Linked DNA regions of Homo sapiens: all the other regions are linked to region 2. Evidence: chromatin contacts called from ENCODE Hi-C or POLR2A ChIA-PET data. All regions are on one chromosome and are shown on one strand. The core of a region is the stretch at or near the end of the contact, and the rest is flanking DNA. Distances in the headings are between cores, read along the strand shown.

Region 1 (4,048 bases), core at 1,001-3,500, 330 kb after region 2:
ATTTTAAAAAAAATTAACCAGGTGTGGCAGTGCACACCTGTAGTCCCAGCTGCTCAGGAGGCTGAGGTGGGAGGATTGTTTGAGCTCAGTCAAGACTTTGAGGCCACAGTGAGCTATGATTGCACCACTGCACCAGCCTGGGTGACAGAGCTGGAGGGTCTCTAAAAAAAGAAATAAAGTAGATAGTAATGGATTATAGGATAAAGGAAATATCCATGAGACCACACTAATACAAATAAATAACTGAATGAATAAATAGCTCAGAAGAGGTAGCTCTTCATTGTAGTAGAATTCCAATTGATAAATGCAGAAGGATGATAACTAGAAAGTCACCATCTGACAAACACCGCAATGATAATTGTTACTAACAATGATAATTGTTAGTGGGATAATTGGCTAAATTTGAATGACAGCTGCAGATTAGTTAGAAGTACTGTACTGTACTGCTCTTTACCTACATTCCCTTCTTGATTTCCATCGTTGTACTACAGTTTTGTAAGATATTACCATTTGGGGAGTCCAGGTGAAGAGTATACGAGAACTCCATGTACCAGTTTTGCAGCAGCTAAAAGTTAAATGATCTTAAATTAGAAAGTTTTTTAAATTTCATGAAAAATAGGAATATAATTTGCGTCTTCGAGTCTCAGGGGCATTTGATAAACATCGATCACCACTTGCAGAGCCATCCCTTAGGTTAGGGAATCAGGGCAATTGTCTTCAGCCTGAATTTTGGAAGAAGAGGAGGAGTCCGGGGAGGGATTTGCAATAAAGCGGCATCTCCACCGTCAAAAGTGTGCTCAATAAGATAGAGGCCCCCTACCAGAACGAGTCGATGAACCTGCTACTTCTCCACTTGCACATGCACCTCACGCTGGCCATGGCTGCTGTGCAAAGGACTGATCTTCATAAAAAGGTGTGGGGATTAGGGAAGGAGAGCAAGCGGGGAGAGGGAGAGCCCCAGGAGAGTGGGGAGGGGCCTGCCACACCTGGGGTGAGTTGCCAGTCACCTCATCAGGACCAGCTCTGGGAGCTGAACTGAAAAGGCACAAAACTGCCAATCGATAGAAAGCTATTGATAGAACATTTTCATGGCTGTATTTGAAATGCAGTCGATGTCACCCCCCAAAAACAATAATATTTACTTCCATGTCACTGGCAAGTGTGTTACTCCTCATCTCACATTTTAATCTCCAGCACAGTGAGAGAAGCCGAAGTACAAACCCTGCATAAGATGACTGTGAGTACAAAGACATTTGTGATTAGGGCCAGCGGGTGGCTGAATGGAAAAACAAATGGGGCTTCACCTGTGACTCAGACCAACAGCAACCTCGTTTTTTAATATCAGCAAAGCAAATCATTATTTCTAAAAATGTCATGCACACATTTTAAATTCTTAAATGTTATGATGCCACGAATGCTGATCTTTGGTTAAATCTGATTTGAGCCTAACACACTTAAGGGAAACAGAATCTCTTAAGAGCAGAGAATAAGGAGAAAAACAATGAAATTGACCTCAAAGGATTGGACTGGGACTTTTATTATTTAGGTTCCTAGATTTAAACATTTTTTATAGTAATGTTTACTCATTCAAAAACATCTACTGAATCGAATTCTGTGAACTGGTTGTCAAAAATGAAAATCTCCTGGTCTGGTGGAGATTTCTTTAAGACATTCCACCATATAACTTATCACACGCAGCACTTCCCAAATCTTCAGTCATTTGAATAGCATTTCTCAGACTTTTGCCATATCTGCACATCAATTATACTTTTATCTGCTGGATATTTCTCCTTAAGTCACTTCATTTTCTCCAATGTTATTGTAAAAGAAGCATTTATGCAACCACTAAGAATGGGAAAGACACATCACTTGCCATAAGTGGAAAAGAATTATACATGTAAATATTTAAAAAACAGGTATGTCTATCTATATTCCACATAAAAATATCCTACATACCACCAGTGGTATGTAGGCCACAGTTTGGAAAATATGGCAATATAATCTAAATAATATAAATACATCAAAATTTTCAGGATGTACTCCCCACATACAAGAAAGGTTTAAAATCAGAGAACAGACTGAGGCCATTTTAGAGATGGAATGTGTAGTCAGAATAAACACAATTGTGCCACTGTCACAAATAATCCCCAGATATCATTGGCTTGACATCACAAAAATGGATTTCTCAATTACATAAAGTCCATTGTGGGCCACATGATTCTCCAAGGAGACTGTTGCCATGGTGACTCAGAGTTGAGGCCAATGGCGGCTCCACCATCCTGTGGCTATGATTCCTGAACTTGTGGTCTCCTCAGTTGATGAGGTGAAGAAAGAAAGCCTGGAGAATTATGCACGAGCTTCTCACTGTCTCAGCCCACAAGTAACACACCTCTTTCCCTCACAGCCCACACTGGCTGGAACCAATCACATAGCCCTGCCTAACTGCAAGGGAGGCCAGAAAGTGCAACACTTTCTCATGGTCACGGGTGAGCACGAAACATCTCTCCAAATATGGGTTGGGAAGATTAAGAGACTAGTCCAGAAGAAAACAGTCTCCAGGGAGAAATATATCTGGGAATAGGAATCGAGAAAGCAACCAAGAGAGCAGAACTGAGTGGATGAGAGGAACTGTCAGACCACATCTGCAGCTCTGATTAGTCAAATCCGAAATGTGCCTGTTGATCTACTATTCCGTGGAAATACTGGAATCACCAGCTCAATAATAAGAGGAAAGTAAATAATACCATACTTGCGTGGATAATTCCCCTCTGCTCATACCTTCATTCAGGTCAACATAGATCTATCATACTCCTACAGTGTATAAGGGACGTGCTAAGCTTGAAGTACATTCATTCTAAAAATCAAAATACAAAGGCATGGGAAGACTAAGAAAATTTCATAAACCTTCATTAAATTATCAGAAATACCTGGGATTCTCAGCTCCATTTATAAAGAAACCAGAGTTACAGTTCTTCCATTACTGATTGCTTTCTGGATTGAATATTTGAACTCTGCTTTAGTGATTCCTCTTGCTTATATGTGGGAGGAAGACCCCCTACCCTGAGCCAGCAGCTGGAGCACAGCCTGAACACACAGGTTCTCCCTCCTTAAGTGTTGGGCTCTAGATTCAAGGTTTGAGTACCATAGCCTTGATCAGCAGAGAGAACTAACTACCTAGTTTCTACAGCTTTGCTTACTGCCTCTAAAGATAGACATTAACACCTTATTTTTGAATATTAATTTAGAGTTTACAAGGGCCCTATAACCTTAATTCATCTCATCTCTGTAACAGTCCTGTGAAGTAAGAATTATGGTACCCATTTCATGGAGGAGAAAACTCAGGGAACTCAGGGGACAATCCTTTGGTGGTATCTCTAGTTGGTGGCAAAACCAGGTCTGGGATTCTGTTCCCTTAACTCTTGAGTGTCACTACTCAGTGGTTTTGTTTTCCAAGGAAGAAGGCCTGGATATTATGGATTTTTTTAAAAAAATCAAGGTAAAGGAAAATATGTAACAACAGAAAATAAGTGTTTATAATATCATGGTGAATTTAGAAAGGGTAAAATTGCGTATGTGATTATAATTATGTGAAAAGATGCATAGCGACTATACCAAAATTCTCTCCAGGGCATGACAGAGTCGTGGGAATCGCTGGAACGTTTCTAGAGGTAAAGTTTGACGCTCAATGCTTCAATTGCTTCTGTTTTTAAAACCCCTTCTCTTCTCTCCCAAATCTCAGAGCATACTTTAAACCTCGATACATCTAAGGATTACACAGACAGGTCAAAAGTTTCACAGAGCAAACAACACAGAGGGAAGTTCATTCCTCAACTCAGTACCCCAGTGTAGGGAAGGTTCTAGCTGATGCAGACTGGCATTTCAAAATCAAAGATAGGGGGCGGTGGCTCACGCCTGTAATCCCAGCACTTTGAGAGGCAGAGGTAGGTGGATCACCTGAGGTCAGGAGATCGAGACCAGCCTGACCAATATGGTGAAACCCTGTCTCTATTAAAAATACAAAAATTCACCAGGCGCGGCGGCGTGTGCC
Region 2 (3,766 bases), core at 258-2,757:
AATGCATTTTTGACTTATAATATTTCTATTTACAATGGGCTTATCAGGACATAGCCCCATCATAAATTGAGGAGGATCTGTATTTATTTCTAGAAAAGAAACTTTCCCCTTATTTTCAACACAAACATATGACACGTGGTCTTCTCCTATTTTCAATCTCTTCAATTTTACTAGACCGGAGAACAATGGTTTAGACTCCCATTGCAGTAATCGAATTTGACTTGTACATTGTGAAAGTTGTGTAATCCTGATAAATTAAGAAATATTCCCTTTTGGCAAATAAGCTTTAACCTCTAACCCAAATATCTTTGCATCCAAAAGCAACAGTGAATGTCTTAGAGCTTTTGCAGACTACCAGTGAATCCCAAACCCAACAGTGATCTCCTCTGACCCCCATCATTTGAGAGATGAAATGCGTGCTTTGACTCACCTGACTTGGTTGGGACTTCATTCGTGGCCACCAGGACCCTGTTCTGCAGCAAAGCTCCCACAGCACTGGTAACAGTTGGTTCTTTTTTTGGACCCATCTGAGCCCTACCCTACAGAGAGAGAAAGAAAGAGACAAAGAGAACACCTTCTGTATGTAACCTCAGGTGCCACATAGGAGGTACAGCTGTTCCCACTTAACCAGCAGCAGAATGGTATCATCTGCAGGGACTCCCTGAATCCAGGGGAAGGGGACAGACACACACCCTGCACTTCAGTTAGCCTGGTTCTTGTCCTCCCAGCTGGTGCTCAAAGCAATATCTGGGTTTTGAAGCTTCCCTTCCATAATTAAGCCCTTGGGGTTGGTGGTGGTATATTTATCCTATAAAATTAGTTGTATGGAGACATAAGAAATCACTTAATGTCAATAAAGGATATATTTAAAGAACATTTTATTTTTTTCATTACACTTGAAGACTATTTTGTTTTTTTTAACATGAACAAAGAAAAACAGATTGGCAGGCAGCAAATGTTTGAAGCATGAAATTCCAACATCCCTACACCATCCCCCTCCCTGCAGAGCAGCAGCAGCAGAATAGTTACATTAAAACGAAATAAGGACCAAAAGGTTTCTCACATGCTCCTTTTATCTTGCCACTGATCCCACCTCCAGTTCCACGGAACTGCAGGATAAAGATAACCTGTTACACCAAGTGAGAATTCTCACTTGGGCAAGAATGGCTGAGAGACTATAGGAGGCAGCTCATCCCCATTCACACAAATAAAGCTATTTTTAGAGGCCTATATTGGTCTCTTTTGGTTAAGAGTATGACACATTTTAAAAGTTGATTATGTTTAAAATAGAAACATATTTCGGCTGTGTTAACAGCCCTTCAAAACTGAAACAACCCCTCCTTTCTTGTTCCATTTTTGAATAAGCTTCACTATTAGACAAGGCCCCAAAGTGGTGAAGCTGGCACAAAGGAAACAAATACGGCTGTTCAGATATACTCTACAGTGAGTGAAGGAATTCACAAAGCAAGCAATTTTTCTTCTGTGTTCGCAATCACCACTCAGCTCTGGAAAACAAGGAGAGGAGTGGGGCCAAGTCACTGGTTACACTGACAGCCAGCTGGCCTTCTTCAGGAATAAAAACACTTCCGTTTGCTGCTTTCCTGTGCTCTCTTTGGCCCCACTAAAGCAGACTAACTCTGGAGACCAGTAAGAAGAACCATCTGCAGAAATGTAACTCACCCTTTACTGCTTTACAGACTGTAGGTAGACTTATACATACAAACTTTTCCATAATTAGGCTGTGTTCAAGCCCAAAGTAGTCATATTCCTCCAAAAGTGTCATGCCAATCGTATCAACTGGAAAAGGCTACTGGAGAAGGGGAGGGTGGGGTAATGTAGAGAGAGGAAAGGAGGAGCCCCTGTGTGCAAGACACTGAACCGGGCCCTTCACTTATCTATAAGTCCCCCAACAACTCAGCAAGGTACACATGATTAACCCCATTTTACAGATTAAAGTGAATCCCAAAGAATTTAAGTAACTCGGCCAAGTTTACCTAAATTATAGAATTAAAATTCAAACCCTGGCCGGGCACGGGGTCTCATGCCTGTAATCCCAGCACTTTGGGAGACCAAGGCAGGCAGATCACCTGAGGTCAGGAGTTCGAGACCAGCCTGGCCAACATGGTGAAACCTCGTCTCTACTAAAAATACAAAAGGTAGCCAGGCATGGTGGTGGGAGCCTGTAATCCAAGCTACTTGGAAGGCTGGGTCACAAGAATCGCTTGAACCCGGGAGGCGGAGGTTGCAGTGAGCCGAGATCACACCACTGCACTCCAGCCTGGGCAACAGAGTGAGACTCTGTCTCAAAAAAAAAAAAAAAAAAAAAAAAAAAGGAAGAAAGAAAGAAAGAAAGAAATTCAAACCCTGACTACTGACTGTAGAATCCTGGCTTTTTCTACATTGCACTTCTTTTCATGCTATCTCAGATGTCAAGACTGAATCTAGGCCGCGTGTGGTGGCTCATGCCTGTCATCCCAGCACTTTGGGAGGCTGAGGCAAGCGGATCACTTGAGGTCAGGGGTTTGTGACCAGCCTGGCCAACATGGTGAAACTCCATCTCTTCTGAACATACAAAAATTAGTCAGGCATGGTGGTGGGTGATTGTAATCCCAGCTACTTGGGAGGCTGAGGCCGGAGAATCGCTTGAACCCAGGAGGCGGAGGTTGCAGTGAGCCGAGATTGTGCCACTGCACTCAAGCCTGGGCAACAGAGTGAGACTCCATCTCAAAAACAAAAACAAAACAATCTATAAAACTGTATTTATTGTAACCACTGCCTCTCACCACCCATATGTCCTCCCTCCTGTGTTCTATTATCTACAGAGATTGTCTTCCTGTCTCTCCAGGCTCTGGAGCTGAAAACCTTATTGTCAACCCTGATTCCCTCTTTTATCCTATGTCTAATCATTTTCTCAGTCTCATCAATTATTTCTTAGATTCTCCCTCCCACACAACTCTATTAATCGTCCTATTCCAGGCCCTCATTCAAGGACCTGTTAATCAAGGACCTGTTAATCAAGGACCTGTCAATCAAGGACAGTCCTTGATTTTAGGGCATTTATTCAATCAATTCCTCTTTTCTTCCTCTCTCAACTGGCTTGAGTTAAAGCCCTTCTAGTTCTGGCTGCCTGTCTGCCTGTCTTGCCTGTCCCTGTACCTCTTTTTTCTTTTCTTTTTCTTTTTTTTTTTTTTTGAGACGGAGTTTTGCTCTTGTTGCCCAGGCTGGAGTGCAATGGCATGATCTTGGCTCACCACAACCTCTGCCTCCCCAGGTTCAAGCAATTCTCCTGCCTCAGCCTCACAAATAGCTGGGATTACAGGCATGTGACACCACACACGGCTGATTTTGTATTTTTAGTAGAGACGGGGTTTCTCCATGTTGGTCAGGCTGGTCTCAAACTCCCTACCTCAGGTGATCTGCCCACTTCAGCCCCCCAAAGTGCTGGGATTACAGGCGTGAGCCACCACACCCAGCACCCTGTACCTCTTTCGTAGGTACTCTATGCTTTCGCTCCCCAGATGGGTGCCTCAGGCCACAAGCTGGATGTTTTGTGCATAAAGCCCTTCCCAACCCCAACTCTAGGCTGGTGAACCCATTTTGATATTTAAGGGCAAAAAGTTTGCTTGCCTTTGAAGACTTCCAGGAATTGCAGTGACTTCTTCTTCCATAGCTCTCCTATATATGCCAACTGTACCAGCTCTAAGTCCCCCTCCATCTTTCAATGACAAATTCTTGATCAAACCAGTACCTAGCGCAGTTTCTGGTA
Region 3 (3,835 bases), core at 346-2,845, 430 kb before region 2:
ATGTGTCCTATCTCTACTTGGGAATGAGACATAATCATCTACTTGTGACAACTTAGAGCCAAGAGTGAGGAGACAATGAAGAATATAGGTGTTCATTAGACAGAACTGATGCTGAGGAACTGACCAGAGGTATTTCAAATCAGCTCCAGGGTTTCCAAGATGATATAAAGACAGTTCCAGGATGATATTAAGAGGTGGTCAGGTAAGAACTAGAGAATTCAAGTCACAATTATCACTTGAGAGTTTATTTATGAGCCACGAGATTCAGCAGTGGGTTCACAGTGCCAGAGTTCCTGGAAAGAGCATTTGAGAGAGCCAGGCAGCTGATAGGTTTAAGCAGTGCCTACTCTGTTCCATGCAGTACAGCAGTGAAAGAGCCGGTTCCCAGGCCAGGCAAGGCAAGTGCTATAGATGGAGAGTTGAGGGACCTGCCATATCATTGCCTCAGGAATCGGGTTCAACTACGGAGGCAGGTCAGAGCATGCCAAAAAGGGGAAAGGAGAAGTCAGAGGCTGAGGAAACAGGTGGGAGTGAGTGCTGCAGAGGCAAGACAGGCACAAACAACCTGTTATTAAAATGCTCTACAGAGTTGCAAAGGAGCGGGTGGCAGATGGGAGGAGGGAACTCAGAAACAATGTCAGAAGGTACAAAGGAGAAAGGGCGATCCAGAAATAAGACAAGAACAAAGCTGGGCTCTCTTATTCCAGGACAGTGGTCAACAAGCCATTCCTGAGTTTGCAAGTCAGGACCACTTATGTGCCATTTCACATTAAACTTCACTTTCCATGAAATTTTTCTCTGCCAGAGAATGTCCAGTAGTAAATCTGTCTATCTATAAAAGTATAAATAAATTAAACATGGCAAAGTTGGTTTTAAATAAGGAATGTTAGACTACCGTAACTTTCTGGAGGTTGTCAATGAACTATAGTACTGGAACTACGGATGTTCCTACTTGATCATCAGGATATAATTTGGTCTGTATTCACTTTTAGAGATCTCTGAACTTCAAAGTTCGTTCAATTTATTTTCACTGATGCCTTCAAAATTCTTAAAAGTTAAGTTGTGTCAATATTTCAACTCTCACTTGAAAAATGAGGTTATTGAGGTTTCAGGACACAAAGTAAAACACCAAATTCGTGCTGTGAGTGGATTTAAACCTCAGGGCCAGCTCCCAGCTATTGAGCCGTTCCTTCAGCCATAGCATGCATCTTGCAAAGCAGCTCCCTGGCTTTCGAGAGCATTGCCTGAACCAACATGAAGCCTAGAGATGTCAAAGTTATGTTTATGAAAGTAAATGATACTATGCAATACCTCCTGTCTTCCTCAGTCATAGCCAAACAGCAAATGAAGCCAAGAGGAAATACATGTTCCTCAATAGCAGTAAGGTTCCAGGTATCAGGTGGCGGCAGCAGCTGCTGAAAGCCTGTTCCACTTCACCCCTCCCCTAGAACCCCAAACTCGGGCACAAACCCACGCCTCAAACTCTTGAGGCTGCCCGGATTATGAGTCTTTCGGCGACAGATGACAGAGTGACGCAACACTACCACTCCCGGGGGCGCTAAAATCATAGCCTTGACGGAACAGGAAGGTGGTTACTCTTCACAGAAGCTACTAATCTGCTGCCCCCACCCTGCCTCACCACCCCCACCCCCCCCAAACACACACCGGAAAGAGGGAGGAGGAAAAGGAAATGAAAGCAAGTGACTCTAGGGTCTGGATTTCATATGCAAGAATAGCCAGCAACAGGTGCAGCATTCCGGTGAAATTAAGACACTCAAAGCACCATTTGCCTCCACAGCATAAAGAGCCCAGGCACAGAAACCCAACATTAGGCAATGATGTCAGAAGTGCAAATCATCATCATTCTCTAGCCAGCAGCAATTTTGTAGGGAAAAAAATAAAAGGGCATTTGTCTGTTGATACATAATTTCTTTTAATTTAGGAGTCCTCTCTTAAAATAGTTTGAAAATAATCTTAGCATCGATCATCAATGTACTTTTTTAATACCTAGTGACTATCACAGTGCCTAGCACATAGTAGGTGGGTGGATAAATATTTACTGAACGAATGAATAAAATGAGATATTTACTGAACGAATGAATAAAATGAGAGGTAAACAAAAAATTTTCTTCACAAATAAAGATAACCAAAATCTACACTAGTATATAAGTGTATCTTTTTCCCCATTTCTCCAAGAACAGAACAAAAGGTTGGAATCAGTAGCCAAGGACACTGGCTTCATCATGTTGTTGATGAACACATCAGGAGATGCAAACCGTCCACCCCTGGCTGAAACTGAGAAGCCCGATCTGCCACCCCTTGGGTGATCTATGCAGGGAATTCTCATCTGCAGAAGATCCAATGGGAAAAACAATCACAATCATTTAAGCAATCCACCTTTAGATTTTCCTTTCTTTCAATGTGCCATTTCACATAACATTTTTTTTACCTGGCATTATAAGAGAATTTACAAGATAAGTGTTGCTGTATGATCTTCTTCAACATGACAGAAATCATCAACTCATAATATGTTATGGAAAATGTCTTATACTGTGTGTGACATGCTATATGAAAAATCTGAATGTGAATAAGACGGTATAGAAATGAAGCTATTTTATGGGCTCTAAAAACTGACAGAATCAGTAGAGAACAAAGAGCAATAAAAATGAGCCCATCAATGGGAGAAGGTCTGTTATGGGAAGACTGTATTGAATTAAAAGGTTAATATCAGGCTGAGCTCAGTGGCTCATACCTGTAATCCCAGCACTTTGGGAGGCCGAGGTGGGTGGATCACCTGAGGTCAGGAGTTCGAGACAGGCCTGGCCAACATGACAAAACCCCATCTCTACTAAAAATACAAATACGAAAATTAGCCACGTGTGGTGGTGGGAGCCTGTAATCCCAGCTACTTGGGAGACTAAGGCAGGAGAATTGGCTGGAATCCGGGAAGTGGAGGTTGCAGTGAGCCAAGATCGCACCACTGCACTCCAGCCTGAGTGACAGAATGAGACTCCATCTCAAATAAATAAATAAATAAATAAATAAATAAATAAATAAATAAATAAAAGGTTAATATCAGCATGAGAACATTACTGATTACGTAAGTTGAAAGGTTTCAGTAAGTTAAAAATAATGATATTAATTATAAGAATAAAGTGTTCAAAGCACAGATAAGAGTAAATCACCAAAATTATCAGGTTTTAGAGAACTGAGAATATACATAAAAAATAGTGTCATAAATAACTTTACAAAATTACTATTAAAAACGGTTTGACTTAATGATACTCTTTGTTCAATTTTTTTAATCTATGAATTTTTCTTGTGTTTGTAACTTAAGTATTCTGAGTAGGAGTTCTCTCTTCCCTATATATTCAATTTAAAGAATCCTTAGATTTTTTCAAGTTAACTTCCAAAGATCCAAAATACTCCCACTTTGTTTTACTTTGAGGTAATACCCAAAGGTCTTGACTAGGGTTCTTAATGGAGATCCTAAGTGGCTAGTTAAGAATTACCTCAAATTTCAAAGAATAAACAGGAATAGCAAGTCTATTACAAATGCTTTTGTTCTTTTAAGTGACTCCGCCTTTTCATTCATTCATTCACTCATTCATTCATTCACAAGGATCTATCATCCCTACAGAACAGGCACCGTACAAGGCACTATGGACACAATCGTGAACAAGACAACCTTGGTCCCTGCCCATATGGAGAGCACAGTCTTGGGGACCTATCAACACTAAAGTAAACAAACAAGTGAACAAAAGCAATGAGCAATGGTGACAAGTGTGGATGGTGGAGACAACAGCACAAAATCTACTTCAGGTGGGTGTCAGGA

The links. A loop is a pair of places that touch in the nucleus more often than their neighbours do. ChIA-PET counts read pairs that join two places held with the same protein, here RNA polymerase II (POLR2A). Pooled maps may share reads with other maps.
Region 1: a pooled map shows a loop between it and region 2 (8-fold over the local background). The contact joins the promoter of PHACTR2-AS1 here to the enhancer-like site in region 2. A Hi-C loop is called at or near these places in 8 of 37 single-sample maps with no recorded cell type and 5 of 50 pooled maps. POLR2A ChIA-PET finds 5 or more read pairs at or near these places in 1 of 52 experiments (Panc1).
Region 3: a loop to region 2 is called in a pooled map, with 4 times the contacts of the local background. The contact joins two enhancer-like sites. A Hi-C loop is called at or near these places in 1 of 37 single-sample maps with no recorded cell type and 3 of 50 pooled maps. POLR2A ChIA-PET finds 5 or more read pairs at or near these places in 1 of 52 experiments (HEK293).

The regions. Positions count from the first base shown.
Region 1 is chr6:143,567,541-143,571,588 of GRCh38, reverse strand. PHACTR2-AS1 (PHACTR2 antisense RNA 1) reads left to right here and starts at 2,250. Exons shown (of 3, transcript NR_027113.2): 1 at 2,250-2,729. It also overlaps a transcript of PHACTR2 not described here.
Region 2 is chr6:143,899,817-143,903,582 of GRCh38, reverse strand. ZC2HC1B (zinc finger C2HC-type containing 1B) reads right to left here. Exons shown (of 8, transcript NM_001013623.3): 6 at 431-539. Among named protein-coding and RNA genes, the nearest start is that of ZC2HC1B, 37 kb to the right of the region's middle. RefSeq lists an enhancer at 1,430-1,649. Within about 2 kb of position 1,507, at least 10 of the 41 ENCODE cell types and tissues checked have a DNase peak (open chromatin) inside an H3K27ac peak, as active enhancers do.
Region 3 is chr6:144,332,136-144,335,970 of GRCh38, reverse strand. All of the region lies in intron 2 of UTRN (utrophin), which reads right to left. Among named protein-coding and RNA genes, the nearest start is that of UTRN, 49 kb to the right of the region's middle. Within about 2 kb of position 1,595, at least 15 of the 41 ENCODE cell types and tissues checked have a DNase peak (open chromatin) inside an H3K27ac peak, as active enhancers do.